Regions from separate parts of the Mus musculus genome. Here region 1 is linked to region 2. Evidence: chromatin loops called from intact Hi-C (ENCODE). Cell type or tissue: gastrocnemius. All regions are shown on one strand. Each heading gives the region's core, and the rest is flanking DNA. Links, peaks and the distances in the headings are about the cores only. Region 1 overlaps Cdk5rap2 (CDK5 regulatory subunit associated protein 2). Region 2 has its middle 5.0 kb from the start of Gm32209.

What was found. A loop is a pair of places that touch in the nucleus more often than their neighbours do. Peaks named below come from ENCODE experiments on the same cell type or tissue, not always from the same donor. Only the 100,000 strongest peaks of a DNase experiment are listed, where the experiment ranks them.
Region 1: a loop joins it to region 2, with 4 times the contacts of the local background. A loop is called at or near these places in 3 of 42 quality-filtered maps.

What each region holds. Positions count from the first base shown.
Region 1 is chr4:70,260,458-70,269,985 of GRCm38, reverse strand. It overlaps Cdk5rap2 (CDK5 regulatory subunit associated protein 2), which reads left to right. Exons shown (of 37, transcript NM_145990.4): 24 at 2,938-3,511; 25 at 5,263-5,495. Among named protein-coding and RNA genes, the nearest start is that of Cdk5rap2, 150 kb to the left of the region's middle. In gastrocnemius, for the core only: a CTCF peak has its summit at 4,635 (motif pointing left); DNase peaks (open chromatin) are centred at 4,587, 6,969 and 9,388.
Region 2 is chr4:70,615,493-70,624,962 of GRCm38, reverse strand. No RefSeq gene overlaps it. Among named protein-coding and RNA genes, the nearest start is that of Gm32209, 5.0 kb to the left of the region's middle. In gastrocnemius, for the core only: a CTCF peak has its summit at 3,443 (motif pointing right); no DNase peak of the experiment used is centred there.

The sequences.
Region 1 (9,528 bases), core at 1,529-9,528, 360 kb after region 2:
CACGATTGCCCTAGCAATTCTTGCAGACAGAATATCATTGCAGAGTAAAGATTTTGTGGCTGGCTTGGTGTTTACATTTCACTTTCGGTAGTAGGTATAAGACCATCCTTTACCAAAGATAGTAGAACCTAGGAAATGGGAGTGAAGACTGTTCATACCAGCTTGACTTCTCCATGCTCAACAAGATATGCAGGTGTTTTCTTCAGTAATGGGGCCTTGCTGACAGTTTGTGAGAACAACCCGTAGCCTTGGCAACAGCCTGAGTTGTTTGGAGATTCCTATGGGACCTCTTTGACCAACAATTCAATTAAATGTAACCCATCTCAGGACTGAAGGTTTCATTTGGTGACAAGAGATGAACAATTGGGACTCTGTCTCCTCCATTGTTTGGCATTTCACTTAGATCACCTTCATATATGTATATTATCCCGTCCCGCGGGATTCAGTTATTCGTGGGTGCGAGGGGGACCGCAAACCTGGAAGGAAATGGGAGTAAAAGAAAGAAGAGTCGGAGGACCAAGTAGATTGAACCTATCAAGGTCTCGTTTATTAGGCTGAGGTGCCTTCTTTTTAAAGCATACATCTCGGGGAATATGGGAGGGGTCTAGGGAGAATTATACAAAGAACAAAGAAGTGGGCATCTGCTGACATGGGGGCCGAAGTCAGGCGCCAGGCAGTGGGCACTCTGGATCTTATCTCTGGAACATCGATCCTCCTTGACGGCCTTGGGGGTCAGGCTGGGCTCAGGCGTAACTCATGTCCTTGGATGGCATGGGAACTCAGGAAGAGATAGGGAAGAGGGGACTATAATTTAGCTTTTACAGCCTCAGGTGCCAGGAAAGGAATAGGGAGGAAAGGGGGGTGACAACCAGCTCTTAGTACAAGGCCCTTGATTTGTTAAGGAGATTGTGAAGGGCTCACTTTCTCACGGGATGGTCTCTGACAGTATATATTTTAGGAAGCTTCTACTTGTATTGTGTTTCCATAGTACCTTGAGGGTGCGTCTAAAGGGTGACATATAGGAATGCTATGCTTGTTGGTTTGTTAGGAGCAGAGTTTAAAGTGAAGGTGTGAGCATACACAATACCCCTGTCACTCTAAGTGCCAGGTCTCAAAGTGACATTTGTGTAGGAGTTGCCTTTTTCTATGCTTTATGTTTTATTCCTTCACAAAACACATCAAGATTATGTTTAGTTTTTTGAGGGAAGAAAGATTTCTTCTTCATACTATCAAAAGCAAGCCATGGTATGAGGTTTCTATGTTCATGGGGCTATTCAATCTTTTGATGTTGCAGCATGACATTGTGGTCTATAGATGTGGTAGGCTGCATCCTCGGCTTCCTGGGACACATGTAACTTATGGGGCTTAGGTTAGTATATATTTCCTTATCTTGGAGGATGACTTCCTAGAAGAAAACCTTGCTGAGAGATCAGGTGTTCTTTCTGCTTCTTATCCTCTTTGAGCCCAGTAGTTTTCACGTACATTTTCCATCGCCCGTCTTGTGCCGGATACCAGAGAAACAGATGAACAGCATGGTTTCCCCTTGATGACATATTAAGCACTGGAGAACTGCTATATTGGGAATACTTCTATTAAGGCATGTACCTACTGTTGTCCAAAAATCCAATGATGATATTGACATTGTTAACAATGATAAGAGTAGCCTTGAGACTGTGAGGAACAAATTATAGAACCTGTGGCTCCACAGACTGTCTTTCTGAAAGCCATCCTAGATCATCTAGTCCGGCTCATGTTGTTGTCTTTAAAGCCTTTTCCTGAGCCAGCCTTTGCTTTGATGCCTTCCATGATGACATCTTCTTCCATCGTTGACGAATTGGTTCTAAAGAATCAAGGAGCATTCCTGTTCTCTGAATTCATTTACTGCTGAATTTATTATTCCTGTTAGTCTTTTTCTGATATTGTTCAATATAATCTCAACCAACAAATACTGCTGGTTCTTCTCCTGAGTGGTGTTCTTGTTACCTTGCAAGTGAAATTCTGGAGGCTCAGAGTGGCCCATTAATTTGCTCAAGTAAGGTTATTTAAAACAAAGTGGCACAGCCAGTGTTGGAGACCAGGTCTTTTGATTTTAAAGAAGAGATTTTTCAGGCCTAGAAAGATGTCTGAGTGGATAAGAACCCCCACTTACAATGGACCTATATCAAAACCTAACTCCTGAGCTCACAACTGCCTGTAATTCTGGTTCAGCCACTCTCTCCTGACCTGCATGGGCACCTACATGTATGTGATGCATAGACAAGGGGGCACATAATTGTACACAGAAAAGTGTACAGTCCAAAGGTAGGCTCACAGAGAAAGGAAAACTAGGCCTGACTACGGAAGGACAAATATTTATTCTGGACACAGTAAATGCTAAAACATGGAACTGTGAAATAGCTTGATGTGGGGAGAAGGGTCTGATGACTTTGTGGGGACATGCCATGGATGGTGTGTGGGGCTAGGTTGCTTCCAACATGACAAAGAGGGTGGATTGAATGGTAAAATAGTATGCTAGTCAGCTTTCTAGAGCATGACGAAATTTCTGAGACAATCAACTTGAAATAACAGAGAATATTGACTCATGGGTGCAGTCCATGACTTCCTGGACTTGTCACTCTGAGCCTTTGGTGAGGGAATAATATCATGGTGGGGACATTTGATAAAGTATACCTGTTCACCCTCATAATGTTTAGGAACCATTTAGAAACCAGGGTTTGGGGGATAGGGTCTTAAAAGTCCTCTTTAGTGATGCTTTTTTTCTACAAGGCTCCACCTCCTAAACACAGCACAACCTTCCAGTGGTGTTATAAACCAAGCCTTTAATACATGGGCTTTGGGGACATTTAAGATCCAGAATTCAACTGTGGGAAGCTGTAGAGGTAAGAAGTTGATTGCAGCAAAAGGAGACACTGACAAAGATTAGTATTTGATTTTCAGATTCTGAAATCTGTCCACCTGATGACCTTGCCTTATTACCAGCATGCAAAGAGAATCTTGAAGACCTCCTAGGCCCATCCTCCATAGCCACTTACCTGGATTCCAAGAGTCAGCTCTCTGTTAAAGTCAGCGTGAATGGAACTGACCAGTCTGAGAATATCAATATCCCTGATGACACAGAAGACTTAAAACAGAAAATCCACGACTTGCAAACCGAGCTGGAAGGCTACCGGAACATCATTGTCCAGCTACTGAAGCACTCTCAGTGCAGTGAGGCTATTATCACAGTTTTGTGTGGGACAGAAGGGGCCCAAGATGGCTTGAACAAGCCTAAGGGCCATATTGATGAGGAAGAGATGACATTTTCAAGTTTGCACCAAGTACGATATGTGAAGCATATGAAAATCCTCCGTCCACTAACCCCGGAGATGATTGATGGCAAGATGCTAGAGAGCCTCAAGCAGCAGCTGGTGGACCAGGAGCAGGAGCTACAGAAGGAGCAGGACTTGAACTTGGAACTTTTCGGTGAAATCCATGACCTGCAGAACAAGTTCCAAGACCTCTCGCCATCAAGGTACATCCTATTCCTGCTTCATCCTCCTCATTAGGCTTGCAGGTTTCCCAGGTCGTTGCTATGTAGGAGCCCAGCAGCTCTTGAGCGAATGCTACTCCCTGGGTGGGTAGAGTATACCCTAGGGAAGGCTTCACTTGGGCTTCAGGCAGCCACACAGCTTCACTCTATGCATGCGTATGTTAGGAGCTGGGCAACTTCTGAGACTGGCAGGGCAGGAGTTGCCCTCCTCAGGCTGAGGACTCAGTGTAGAAACTCCACAGCCATCAGACGGTGGATTGCAGTGTGTTTACTGAGCTGCCTGCTGTGTTTATTTCTGAACTCTGTTATTGGCTTTTGCCTTGTTGTGGAAATAAAATGGATGTCCTAAGCAGGTTGGGAGGAATATAAATGTTTTTCATATCTTTACCCTTTAAGGTCATCTTAGAGAAATAAGCCTGTGTAGAAAGCAAGAAATTCTTGGGTCATGAAGATAATGCTTTATAGTTATAAATATGTACACTGGCTTCGTGAGATATGGCAAAAAAACGGGATAGTCTGTAAATTTGACCTTCATTCGTTACTAATTTGAGAAAAGCGCTGTTCTGGATTGTCAAGAGATAGAGTGATATTTTATTTTTCAAGGCTACCCAAGCAGCAAGACTGAGGGAAACTTATCAGCCTTCAGGCTCGGACGTGTTTGTTTGATTTTGTTTTGAGATGGGAGTTTCACCACATAGTTGAAGCTGCTCTTAAACTCATATTCTTCCTGCCTCTGCCTCCTGAGTGCTGGATGGCAAGTGTGTACCATTCCACTGGGAAAGAACTCAACTATTTAGTTCCAGACACACTGAGCAGGAGGCATTCTCAACTTGTTTTAGTTAGCAGAGCAACTGAGACTCCTAGAGATTTCTGTGACTTGCCCGTGGTCAGAGCCCCTGCCAGGGTTCCAGCCTATACTGCCCACTCTTAGTGTTCCCCGGAACTACCCCACCCTTGAGATGGCGCTGCTGTGATTTGCCTGTAGTGTATTGGTATTAACAGTGGTCATGGTGAACAGCTTGCTGTGACTGTTTTTCCTCGTCTGAGGAAGCTGCAGGCTTGCTCTTACCGACTCCTGGGCCTGCGTAGAGAAGGGTGGCACCTGGTGGTGAGGGGGTGGTATTGCATGATAACTCTTCACATTCTGTGGGTTTGAAAAGCAAAGCTTTAGCTCTAAATACCTTTGAGAAAGCTTTCCTTCTCTGCAAGAATCCATTTGTTAGAAGCCTGGGAGAACCAGGTGACCTACGATAACTTGATCCCATGACTGATGGGACCTAGTCACTCAGTAAGGTGGTGGCCTGGCGTCCAACTGACTCTTTCCGTTGGAAGCAGGGAGTCCTTTCTTTTTACCCTTGCCGTATACATACTTGTACTTGGTGAGAATTTTCAGTGGGTCCCTGACCTTGGGGCATTTGTTTCTACAATTCAGAATAGTGTCTTTGAAGAGTGTATGGAAACTAATTGTGCTCCTGAGTCCTTGCCAATCTATGCTTTAATTGGGGGCTCTCTAAGGTTACAAATATTGCAGAAGAATCTCTGTTCAAGCATTTGTTGGCTGTTTGAACTCAAAGAAGGGGTGACCTTGTACAGTTTCAATTTTTCTAAAGTATATATGCTTGTACAGCTACGGGCTTTCAGAAATTATGCTCTGTCATTTTTCCAATTAGTGTTGAGGTCACAAAAATTCAATTCGAAAATGACACACACATTTTCCTTCCCTCTTTTATCAGATACGATTCATTGGTTCAGTCCCAAGCGAGGGAGCTCTCCCTTCAGCGACAGCAAATTAAGGATAGCCATGGCATCTGTGTCATTTACCGTCAACACATGAGCACCATGATCAAGGCGTTTGAGGAGCTTCTGCAGGCCAGTGATGTGGACAGTTGCGTGGCCGAGGGCTTCCGGGAGCAGCTGACACAGTGTGCTGGACTGCTAGAGCAACTGGAGAGGCTGTTTCTCCATGGTACGTAGGTAGAGGCCCTCACTGTGACTCTCCGGCTCCTTCGGTGTGGGCACCAGCAGGTTTGATTCGTTGGCTTTGCTGTACACACAAACCTGGCTGTTCTGCCATTAAGCCGAAACAGCCTTCTACTTCACAGTCCTGCGCTTTGCTTCTCTTGTTCCCCCTTGTTTTTCTCAGCCCTCCTATTAGGTAAGTGCTCCTGGACAATCTCTGTCATAAGACAGCAACAGTCCTGTCACTCACCGACATCACTGTCCCCGCTCCTCCATTTTTCTTGGTTTTCATAGTCAGGAAGCTAGTGAGTTAGTGAGTGAGTGAGTCCAGTTTTATGGTATGTAGAGTGGTCCACCAGAGGAAGTACCTTCTCTGTGGTTGTGTTGAGAATGCATGGCCATGCTGGGGTTTTACAACTCATCTCTTCGCATAAGTCTGTTCCCGCTAGATCTGTTTGTATTCTTGATATTGTAGACATTACTTGGTTGGAGCATCACAGTGCTCTTGGAATTGGACAATAACTCAGTGTCATAGTCACTGTTGTGTTGCTTTAAAGAGACACCATGACCAAGGCAGCTCTTGTGAAAAAGGAAGCATTTATTTGGAGTTTGTTTACAATTTCAGAGGTTTTGTCCATTGTCATCATGGTGGGGAAAATGGCAGAGTACAAACAGTAGCTGAGACCTACCTTATTTGTAGGGGTTGGGGAGTACGACACTGGCCTGGCGTAGGCCTTTGAACCTCAAAGTCCTCTCCCAGTGACACACTTCCTCCAACACATCCACACCTCTTAATCCTTATAATGCTCTCAAATAGTACTACTTCCTTTTGGCTAAGTATTCAAATATTTGGTCCTCTGGGGGCCATTCTGATTCAAACCACCATTCTTGGTTTTGTTAGGACTTGGCTTTATGAGTGACATGTGGTTCTCATGACCAAGTACTTTTGGTCAGATGTGTTAATGGTAAATTGAGGCTAAACCCTCAGATCTGTGTGCTTTGCAGGTTAGGAACCTGGCCTTAATCAAAGCAGTAAGTTTCCTAGAGACACAGGGCACTTGGTAATGCCAGATTTAACTGTTCTTTTGCCTCCACTCACAGAGAACCGATAGTTCACCTTGGTCCCTGTATGTACAGTTTAATTCCAGGATAAACACAGGGTAGTTCCCCCATCTGATAGCCATTAGTGGTTTTCCTAGAGACCTGTCATAGACTGGCTTCCTGGCATTTGTTCCCTAAGAGCCCTGAGGATCAGGGTATAGGAGCACTGGCCTATATGCAGCTTGATAAAGGCTGTTCTCTCTGGACCATGCGGTCTAAATAAGCTCACTTTCACTTACTAGTGCAGAAGGAAGTGGGTGTCAGACAGATAAAACTGGATTGACCAAGCCCATAATGCTTTGTTGTGTTTTCTTCAGCTGGTCCTGGCCCTGGCCTTGGCCAGGGAGGTGAGGGGAAAGTTGCCTCTGGCACCAGCTCCTCTCCCTCTTCAGCTGGCTGCTCAATGTCTTCGCTCTCAGCCAGAATCTGACAAACATCCCGCTTGTTGTTTCCTCTGGAGGTAGGAACATTCAGAGCTAGCAGATGGCACGTGTAGAACCTCACTTTCTTCGAGGTACAAAGGCCACAGGAACCTCACTGCAGCTTCCTCCCTATGCAGGGAAGAAAAAGAGGCACAGAGACTGATATTTCTTGGATTCCATGGTAGGAGTCTGGCTCTTGCATTATGATCTGGATTTACAATAAAGTAATTGGCATGTAAAGTAGGTGTATGGCAAAGGTTGTCAAACATTTAAATATAGACCTTAAAAAGTAATACCAAGCATGTTTCCTGTGGAATGATAGCTAGGCAGACACTACCCTGATTGTATCATTTGTGTAGCCGTGCATGGGCAGTCTCCGAGTTTCTGTGCCTGGACCCTTTAGAAATGTGGGTTTTTTTTTTTATATAGCAACAGGACTCTTTGCAACCTTTCCCTTTGCTCAGTGATTGATAACACACATTAAGCTTTAGTGGCTGCAGAACATTTTCTATATAAATGTCCCTTGCCTTATTTGATGATTCCCAAGGGATGGACGCTTAGGTTGTGTCCATTTGGGGACCGTTGTAAAGAACACTGACTTGGAATCTCAGTGCATCCTTGCTATTTCTGTCACAGCATTCGGTTGGCAGAATCTAAGCCGCAGGGTAGGGTAGGTAGTAATGCGCTTTCTTGACACTTGCTAAGGGCAGAGCTGGAAACTTAGGGTCCCATGAGGGGTCTGGACTGGGAAGATGCTGTGGAGCATTCACTTTCCTAGAGTGAAGGTCTGTAGCGTTTAGATCTTCCACAGACTCAGACACGGAGTAGATCTGTAGCTGGAGTTGCAGTCGGGTTTCCCAGCATAGCCCATCATGGTGTCTTCAGAGACACGCTGGTATGAGGAATGCAGTAATTGAGCAGAGTGCTAGAATTGCTGCAGAGACAATTCCGAGATAGCCCTTCAGTGAACTCGGTATGGCTGTCAAGGTTTAGCCTCTTAAATAGAAGCCAGTCACTAAGGATCCTTTGCCTTGACACTTTTCCTCATTCCTTCTCAAGACTTTCCCTGGTGTGATGGAAAAACCAGTGCAGGGATGTGGAAGGTGGCGTTCACTGTATGTTTGCTGTATTCTCAGCACAGGAGGAACTATACATGTGAGGAGCATGAGAGGTCACACAGGAGATGGCAGAGTCCGAATTGGAGGTTTTCTTTCACAGCCGGTTCAGACCACTTCGATATCTGTGTCCCTGTCTCATTCGAGTCAGGCTGGATGTGGAGACCAAAGGTTCCTGTCACGTTTCCCGTTCTCTGACTGCTCAGACCAGTGCCTTTCTACCCAGGCTGTACTCACTCTCTATAGAAATTGTATCGCTCCTCTCAAAGCTCTCTCTGTTCACCCCATAGAAGAGAGAGCTTGTTCCTGTACTTCACTCTGGGTTATCTGCAACTCACACATGTCAGTCTGACTTTGTGGTATAGGCTATCAGAGGGAAGCTAGAGTGGCCTTTGGAGTCAGATATTGGAGTTAATACCCTGGTTTATGGGTCATTCGACTTCAAAGGTCATATGTCTTCTATGGAAGTAGCAGCACCTACCTTAGCAGAGTTGTTTGTAAGGATTAAGTGAGCTTATTTTAAGTGTCTCGTGTTGCCCTTGGAAACATACAGCATTTGGGAAGTGACAGCAAGCATTGCAAGAGGTACCTGGTCTGTCTGTAACTTGATATTGCCATGGTTGGTATCCATGAGAGGTCTGCCCTTTTCTGAAGAGAAATCGAGGAAGAGAGGATTGGGAGGTAGGGTAGAGGGGAGATCCATGAAGGGAAGGACTGGGAGAAGAGGGAAAACTTCAGACAAAAGGGAGGAAGGGAAGGAGGGAGGGGAGGGGAGGGGAGGGGAGGGGAGGGGAGAGGAGGAGAGGGGAGGGGAGGGGAGGGGAGGGGAGAGGAGAGGAGGGATGGATGATAACAGTGTCCCAGGCTGTTAAACAAAGGGTCTGACTCCTGTCACCATGGAATCACCTCCTCTGTATAGAATGGTTTTTGCTTCAGAGATGAAGCCCAGATGCCTGGCATGGTAGCACAGGTTTATCATCCCAAGCAGGGCTGAGGAAGAAGATTGTGGGTGTATGGCTGGCTTGGGATACATAGAAGATTTTTGCCTTAAAAGCAAACAAATGAACCTTGGGGCGGAGGGGAGAGGCACAAAGCTCCCTCCATCCCCCACCTCTAATTTCCCCTCTGGCTGATACTGGACTGTGTTTGCCTTCACCGCTACCACACTGTCCCTCATCCCCACACCCTGTAACTGTCTCCTTGGAGGTGAGCTCACCGAGGACAGACCGGACAGCTCTGCATCCACCCTTCTATCCTCGGTGTGTGCCAGGCTCCTGAGAGGAGCCGTGGTCGAAAGGAGAGAAGAAGAATGGCCTGGAGTTGGAGACACCAGGAACTTGGGTTTGAGTACGGGGATCATGTCGAGTCGTGGTGAGAAATTGTGTGCCAAAAGAGGCTTCTG
Region 2 (9,470 bases), core at 1-8,000:
TGCTTTGGGCAATCACACTATAGCATTATTGGATCACAACACTTGTGTGACATCACTTGATGACTCATTACTATGTCACAAACATAAGCTGAGATAACTTACTTTGCCATCATGTGCCATTGTGACAACATAGGGCTCTTACAATATCACAATGTCCAACAAACACCAAAATGTCCCCTCTGACAGGACAGTGTTCTACAGCATACCACCAAATGCCATCAAAATATTCAATCATGCCCTCATAGTACTGAACTGTGACATCTCAATGCTCCATTGTGACATCACAGGCCAGAATTTTTATATTAAATGATCAACTGGACTGAAATAATTCTCCATGTTGCTGAAACAATGCTGAATTTTGGCATTTCAGTGCTCCACGGAGCCAGCACAATGCAACTGTGGTACCTCAATTCTGAATTATGCCATCAAAATGACAAATTATGACATCACAGAACACCATTGTGACACCAAACTGAAGTATGATGATACCCCAATCCTTAAATATTCCTTTGCATTGCTTCATTGTGACACCATGACATAAATTTAGATTTTCAGTGCTGGACATGGCACTGCATATCTGTAATTCTCAGGTAGATGAGGTAAGAGGATAGAGAGTGTTGAGTCCAGCAGAATCGATTTCAAAACAAAAAATGAATGGGCTGGAGACCAGTTGGACAATATATTTGTCCAGCATGCTTGAATCCCCTGGGTTTATTCTCAGAAGTACAAATTAGTCCTTGTGGTGGTTTGAATGAAAATGGCCCCAATAGGCTCAAAGGGAATGGCATTCTTTGAAAGGATTAGGACCAGTGGCCTTGTTAGAGTAGGTGAGGCATTTTTGGAGTAAGTGTGTTACTTGGGGTGGGCTTTCAGGTTTCAAAGGCTCAAGCCAGGCACCACCCCTTCCTGCTGCCTGCCAATCAGAACTCTTAGATACCTCTGGAGCACCATATCTGCCTGCATCCTTGCTTCCCACCATGATGATAATAGACAAATATCTAAACTGTAAACCAGCACCAATTAAAGGTTTTCTTGTATAAGAGTTGCTGCAGTCATGGTGTCTCTTCATAGCAATAAAACCCTAAGACAGTCATGGGGGAGACAAGAGGACACAAAGTTCAAGGTCATCCTAGCTACTTAGCTTAAGTCTGGTCTGGCATTCAAGAGACTTTATCAAAACATAGGATAATCATATGAAGTACTTTGAACCCTTGAACTCCCTGTTAGCACTTATGCTTTTACATGATAGAAATCATGTGATCATAGTTTGTAATGTTATATACCAGGTAATGTTTGTATCAGGTACTTTGGTGAGCACAGACCACTGCTTACTCTCTCTCTCTCTCTCTCTCTCTCTCTCTGTGTGTGTGTGTGTGTGTGTGTGTGTGTGTGTGTGCCTGTGTGTGTGTGTGTGTGTGTGTGTGTGTTAGGGGGATTGAGAAGAACAACTTTTAGGAATTGGCTTAGTACTTCCTAAGTCATAGTATCCCTTGTTTCTGCTGTGCTGTGTACTCTCAACTACCTGTGTAGTCCAGGCTACCTAGCCCAAAACCTCAAGTGAGTCTTCTTCCATTTCATTATGTAAGTGCTGGGATTACAGATGCATGTTACTACATACAGGTCTTTAAACCATGCTGCTTTGCGAGACAGTAAGGGAGGGAGATGGTAAACTCAGATCTGGAGACTTGTAAGATGAGTACTTTTTCCTGCTGAGTCATCTCTCCAGCTCTCAATATTATTTTCTGAGACAGGCTCTTTTGATGAGCCTGGAGTTCAGCATTTTAGCTACAATGAGTGGCCTGTGACTCTCATGGAACCACGTGTCTTGGCTCCCCAGTGCTGCATGTTTGTGGATGCTATTGGTCATGTTTGTGAGGCAAGTACTTTACCCACTGTCTTAGTTAGGGTTTTATTGCTATGAAGAGGCATCATGACCACAGCAACTCATAAAATAAAATAAACATTTAATTGTGGCTGTGTACTGGCTAGTTTTGTGTCAACTTGACACAGCTGGAGTTACCACAGAGAAAGGAGCTTCAGTTGAGGAAATGACTCCATGAGATCCAGCTGTAAGGCATTTTCTCAATTAGTGATCAAGGGGGAAAGGCCCCTTGTGGGTGAGACCATCTCTGGGCTGGTAGTCTTGGTTCGATAAGAGAGCAGGCTGAGCAAGCCAGGAGAGGCAAGCCAGTAAAGAACATCCCTCCATGGCCTCTGCATCATCTCCTGCTTCCTGACCTGCTTGAGTTCCAGTCCTGACTTCCTTAGGTGATGAACAGCAGTATGGAAGTGTAAGCCAAATAAATCCTTTCCTCCCCAACTTGCTTCTTGGTCATGATGTTTGTGCAGGAATAGAAACCCTGACTAAGACAGGTTGGTTTCCAGGTTCAGAAATTTAGTTCATTATCATTACTGCACAAAACATGGTGATGTGCAGGCAGACATGGTGCTGGAGCTGAGAGTTCTACACCTTAATCCACAGGCAGCAGGAGGAGACTGCTCAACACTGGGCATAATTTCACTTTATCTTCAAAGTCTGCCCCCACAGTGACACACTTTCTTCAACTAGGCCACACCTACTCCAACAAGGCCACACCTACTCCAACAAGGCCACACCTCCAAATAGTACCACTCCCTATGGCCAAGCATTCTAATGTATGACTCTGTGGGGTCCATTTCTATTCAAACAACAACCACCACTAAACTATCTGCCCAAGTCCTCTATTAACTGACTTAAAGGAAAAAACTCTAGTCAGTTACTATTATTCTCATCCAAAAGTAGGGGGAATTAAGGACCAAGGGTGACTATGACTTGTCTGCAATACAGTGAATGGTTCTCTAGTTAAACTCATTCAAACCCTCTTTTTTTTTTTTCTTTCAATGGGATGAGCATGACCGATATATTATACTTGACAAAGGAAAGGAAAAGCACAAAAGCCTCGTGTGGGGACCAAAATGGGGCATTGTGGCAATTACCCCAAAGGGGGCCAAGATTCTCTATTTATTTTCTGTGCTGGGTAGTTTTATGTCAACTTGACATACATAAACTACTGTCTATCAGAGAGAAAGGAATCTCCATTAGACAAGCCAGCAGGAACTTTTCTTATTTAATGATTGGTTTCAGAGGTCCCAACCCATCGTGAATAGTTCCATTTCTGGGCTGGTAGTCCTGGGTTCTATAAGAAAGCAGGCTGAGGAAGCCAGCAGAAACCACTCCTCCATAGCCTTTGCAACAGCTTGCATCAGCTTCTGCCTCCAGGATCCTGGCATGCCTGCCTTCCATGACGAAATATGACATGGAATTATAAACAAAATAAATCATTTTCTCCCCAAGTTGCTTCTGGTCATAGTGTTTCCTCATAGCAATAGCAATGGGGGGGGGGGGGTAGTTTTGCAAGATAACATCAATGTACCACTAGGTGGCAATAGAACCTAAAAAATGTAATCTCCAACCACCTGCTTTTTACAGATTGACAGAAGTACAAAATGTATACTCTGGTGTTAAATTTCTCTTATTACACAAGATCTCTTGAATCCCTAGGAAGCCCCAAACTTGCTGTATAGCTGACAAGGGCCTTCAGTTTCTGATCTTCCTCACCCCCACCCCCTTCTACATTCTAAGTGCTGGGATAGCAGGTAGACATCTCCATGCTGGTTCTGCAGTGTTGGCTGAGTACATGGCAGACAAGCACTCTGCAGACTGGTGCAGGTTCCCAGACCCCCAATCTGTCCATAAAAGTAAAATTTCCTAAAACAGACATTGTCTTGCTACTATAATCACAATAACAACAGTGTTTTTTTCTTTTTTTAGAATACGTTTTTGGAGCATGTAGGAGAGTGTGTGTTCATGTGCATGCAGAGGCCAGAAGAAGGTAATTGGATCGTCTAAAGCTGGAGTTACAAGCATTGTGTGCCACTGGCATACTGGGATTTAAACTTGGGTCCTCATAAACAGCAACAAGGTGTTTTTTAACCACTGAGCCATTTCTCCAGCCCCTAAACACAGTCTTGAACCCATAATGTATATTTTTCTCTCACTTTTATTTGTCTATGAAGCCCTGGTAAGAAGTACAAAGTAAACTCGGTACTTAGAATTGTCTCATTCTTCTGCTTCCCTTTGTAATCTCAACATTTTGGATTTTCCTTTCTTTTTTTCATTGGTTTGTTTCTGTTGTTGTTGTTGTTTAGTTTCTTTCTGGGGCTGCATTTTAACTCTCCATCTTTCTGCCTCAGATTCCAGAGTGCTGGGATTACAGGCATGTGACACTACATCCAGCTGGAGTTGGTTTTTAGGTTATATAGCAATGCTGCAGTTCTGGGGTTTTTTTTGTTTTGGTTTGGTTTTTGTTTTTGTTTTTTTTTTTTGTTTGTTTGTTTTTTTGGTTTTTTTGTTTTGTTTTGTTTTTGCCTCTCAAAAACAACTTTTTAATTCCACTTGCAAACTTAGAGTTTACCTTAAATCAGAAGTTAATGCACACATTAAAGTATAGTTGAGGCTACGATGTAATTCAGCTGGCAGTAGAGTATTACCTAGCATGCTCGAAGCCATGTAGTCTCTCCCTGTCACTGCCTGTAATGTGTGATGGTGTATGCCTCTGATGCCAACACTGGAGAGGTGAAAGCAGGAGAAGCAGTTCAAGGTCACCCTTGGCTACACAGTGAGCTTGAAACCAGCTTCGGACACACAAGACCTTTCCAGTACTCAATAGGCAAACTCGTACGCATCTCTATGAGTTTGAGGCTAGCGTGGTCTACATAAAAAATTGCAGACAAGCCAGGGCCACATTACGATTTCTTCTCTAAAAGGGTTGAGGGATGGAGGTAGATGACGTCTTGGCTTAGAACATCTGTGACTTGCAGAGACTGTGGATTCAATTCCCAGCACTCACACATGTGCCCTCCCTCCATCTGTAACTCCAGTTCTCAGGAAGCTGGTGTCATCTTCTGACTTCTGAGGGCACTAGGCCGGCATGGGTTCACATATTACATAAATGCAAGCAAAATGTTCACAAATAAGAAATAAGCAAAGCCAATTTTTTTAAGGCTTTGCCTGTAAATTTCTCTTGTTTTACAATTACATTGCTTAGCAGGTGTTTGGATGCCCACACTGCTTCTACGGTGCTAACAGAAGAACAGGAGTGGGTGTCATCAGAAGCCAGATGGTGCCAGTTTTAGGACCCCACTGTCTATAAATAAGACTATCAACTCTCTGATGTTCAGAAAAAAAGAACTCAAGACATTTGATACTTGTCAAAGGTGGATTCTGTTCAAAGGTATGGGTCTTAACCTTACTATCCTCCAGCTTTGTCATCCAGTTTCTTCTGTGGTTTTGGAGTTGTTGGTGTGGGGAAGCAGAACCCAACTCCTATCCATCAGCCAGCTAGAGACTGCACAATTGGAGCAGTGTTATGAAGAGATCCTTGGCAATTTTTTTTTCTTCTGAAGGAACATGACATTTTTCCTTCTATTTTCCCTTTTCTGCTTTAGTAAATGATAATTGATATGGTTTTCTGTTTGCTTGCTTGCTTGCTTTTGAGACAAGGTTGTAGCCTTGTCTTGCTTAGAACTTGAGATGTAGCTTAGGCTGATCTCAAATTCCTAATCCTCCTGCCTTCACCTCTGAAGTGTTGAGAGAATAGATGTACACCACTATGCCCTTGGTTGTTTTATATTTGGTTTTGTGGTTTGTACTGAGACATGATATCCCCATCCAGCGCTATACCACCCTGTAAGTGCTGGGCACTTGAACCCTTGTCCTCGATAAGAACAGCAAGTTCTCTTAACCACTGAGCAGATTCTTCCATCCTTAAAGATTTTCTCCCTGAAGAAATAAAGGGAAATTTAAAATGTTCTATGATAGAAAGTTGTAATGAAACATAAAACAAGAAGTAGGTGTGGTGGCTGGAGATTTCACTCATTTTGGTAGCATATTCCTTCCACATGGATGAAGAAACACTATAAAAACAAGATGTGGTGGCAGCATTAAACAATCAAAAAAGAGTCATGTGAGCTAAACATGGTCTCCTGGACAGATGTAACTCTCACTGTGGGAGCAAGGAGCCTCCCTCCTCTTCCTTATCTCCTTCTTTTTTGTTTTGTGTGTTGTTTTTTAGACAGGGCCTCATTGTGCAGCCCTGGCTGGCTAGAAACTCACTATGTAGACCAAACCTTTCTGGAATTCAGAGAGACCCAACTGCCTCTCTGCTGAAATCAGAGATGTTTGTTACCATGCTGTTTCTTACTTGTTAGTTTACAATCTTCTTTTTTATTAAACTTGAGACGAGATTGCCTATAGTGAAGGCTGGCCTCTATGTTAGTGAAGATATCCTTGAACTTCTGATCCTCTTGCCTCAACCTCCTCCTGAGTGCTAACATTGCAGAAGAGCACTGCCACACCTGACCTAGGGCTACATAAACAAGTGGCACACCCCCAAAACACTGAAATTCATACTTCGACACTGAATAGGATCACTTTTACAGCTTCTCCGAACCCTTAGCACTACCATTCTGAGCTGCTGGACTCTTTTTACATGGTCTATCTGACATGTTCAAACTCTAGACTGAGAATAAAGTCGACTCCAAAGAAATCAGAATCAACAGATAGGAAGAGATGTCTTTCTGACACTCTTGAGTGTCTTGATCTAGCCATATTTGATCCAGCCATACCTGATAGCTTGCCATTTTTGGTTATATCAATAATATCCATTCATCTTTTTGAAACTGGTTTCAACTTAACTTCTGTCACAAACAAAAACATGCTATTAAAAGTCACCTTTTTGTAGGGGGGATTTGTATGTATGTTCATGCATGAGGTTTATATCACAAATCTTCCTCAACCCACCCTTCACCTTAATGTGAGTGCTGTGAGGTGTGTGTGTGTATGTGTGTGTGTGTGTGTGGGTGTGTGTGGGTGTGTGTGTTAAATATATGTGACTCAGTACTTAGTATACAGGTATGTGCACCTGGGGAAGGGTGTCCTCTATCTCGTTCCACCTCACTCCCTTGAGACAGTGTCCCTTATTGAATCTGGAATTCATGTTTTGTTTTGTTTTGTTTTTTTCAGTCAGACTGGCAGTTAGCCAGCACATTCCATGAATCCCCCTGTCTCACCCTCAGCCACCCTTCACTGTAGTTATATCGAGTTATAGGTTAGAACCATTCCCAGCTTTCTGCATGGTGTTAAGGACTTGCACTCATATCCTCATTCTAGCATGAAAAGCACTTAATTCACTGAGAAATCTCTCCCCAGCCTCATGTCACATGTTTTTATTAAGTAGCTATACAACTATTACTGGATTAAGAATGAAACGTCTGCAGGGCCAGGAAGCAAGAGTGGGTGGGTTGGGGAGCAGGGCAGGGAGAGGGTATAGGGGACTTTCGGAATAGCATTTGAAATGTAAATGAAGAAAATATCTAATAAAAGAAAAAAATCTGATCCTAACACAAAGCATTGAAAAATTTACTGCCATACATGAACTCAAGAGTAGTGGTTCACAGTACAGAGGCTGCAAAGGGCCCTAGAACATTCTGAAAATCATCACAACCAACTCAAGAAATGAAAACGTTACTCTGAGCTTTTTTGTCAGTAGACATTACAGCTTTTAAGCAAAACTTCCAAAAGGTGAGCAGATAATTTTGGAAGTCTATTGAGGAATGTTTGGGACCTATCTTGTTAGGTCCAGCATACTTCTACGTCCCTAGTGCAACCTGGGAGGGGCCGTTTCTCCCTCTTACATTGTAAACATGTATTGCATAATTCAGACTCTCCTGGTCTGCTAATACATTCCACGCAGCTGCCTGGTTTGCAGATGGTAGTGGTGGTGTTGTGTGTTAGGGGCAGGGGGGGGGGGCAGATTAACAAATCATTGAGCAGGTATACATCAGTGAGGAATTCTAACCAAACACTAGGGACACCTGGGAGCGTGGGTACAGGATTTCACTTAATTGCTCCTCCCAGATGCTGCATGTGTCTGGAGGTGAGGGTTTTCTTTGGAGTTAAAACAATAAGGTATTTACTTAGCCATATCTTTTACAAAGATAGCATGACCCCAAAAACAAAGCTTTTGTTTATTTTCTTTTCCAAAACTTGTGTTTGCAGATGGCTAAGATATTACACCACTAATATCAGCCGTCATGGGGCTGAAGCAAGAGAACTGATGTAAATCTGAGGCCCTCCCGAACTACATACCAAGATACTACCTTAATAAATAAATAAGTAAACATACAAACAAACAAACAAGGTTGAAGAGATGGCTCAGCTAATAAACCATTTGTCACTCAAGCATGAAGACTAGAGTTCTGCTTTCCAGAATCCATATAAATGATGAATAGGTGTGATGCTATGCTTTTAATATTGAAGAGGAATGGCAATCCAGCAACATCCTGACAAAGGTGAGCCCTGAAATCAAGTGAGAGATCCTGCCTTAAAGTATAAGGTGGAGATTGGGCAAAGAAGATAATTAGAGCCAATTTTTGGCCTCCATATGTACACATACACATGCATGCACACCTGCACGTGTCCCCACACATTCATACCACACACACATGCAAAATTCAATAAATAAATTGCTGAGGATATAGTTAAGTTGGTATAGTGCTTGTCTCGCATGGTGAAGCTCTGGGTTCAGTCCTCAGCACCACATAAACTGGGTATGGGGTGCATGCCTATAATACCAGCATGTGCAATGTAGAGAAGATGAATCAAGACTTAAAGGTTATGCTTGGTTCCTCTATTAGGGTTCTCTAGAGGAACAAAAGCTATAGAATGAATACATGTCACAAAAGGGAAGTGTTATACTGGCTTACATGATACAAGTTGGATTGTATAACAATACTCTCCTGACACTGAAAAAAAACTGAGAGTCCAGGATCTGCTTGGTCAACAAAGCTGGCTGTCTCAGCAATTCCTGTCTGGCACTGCAGGCCTGGATGATTCAATACGTGTTGGAAGGATGAAGAAGCTGGGTTTTGATAGCAGCAACCTAAAGCAGCTGTGACAACAGCCTCGGTAGCCTGTTAACACTGTCGATGAACTCACCAGCTGTGCAGGGAAGCAAGCAGGTCAACAGCAAGAAACTTTCCCTCAACCTTCTTTAACCTGGACTGCCACCAGATGATGCCGCCCAGGGTTTTGGTTTTTTGTTTGTTTGCTTGTTCATTTGTTTGTTTTAAGGTGCATAAATTTATTATTGATAACCCTAAACTTTTCCCTTAAAAGAAAGGTGAAGGAAACCACTACCTAAACAAAGACCGTTATTCTGTAATGTCAGTGCACTTAAAGACTTGGGTAGGGAATGAAAGCTTGTTGTGTTAGTTTTTGTTAACTTGACATGCTCTTGAATATATCTGAGGAGGGAGGCCCTCAAAGAGTGGCCATCAGATTTGCCAGTAGGTAAGTCTGTAGGGCATTTTGCTTCTCTTGCTGTGTTTCCCTCTGTCTCTGTCTCTCTGTGTCTCTCTCTGTGTCTCTT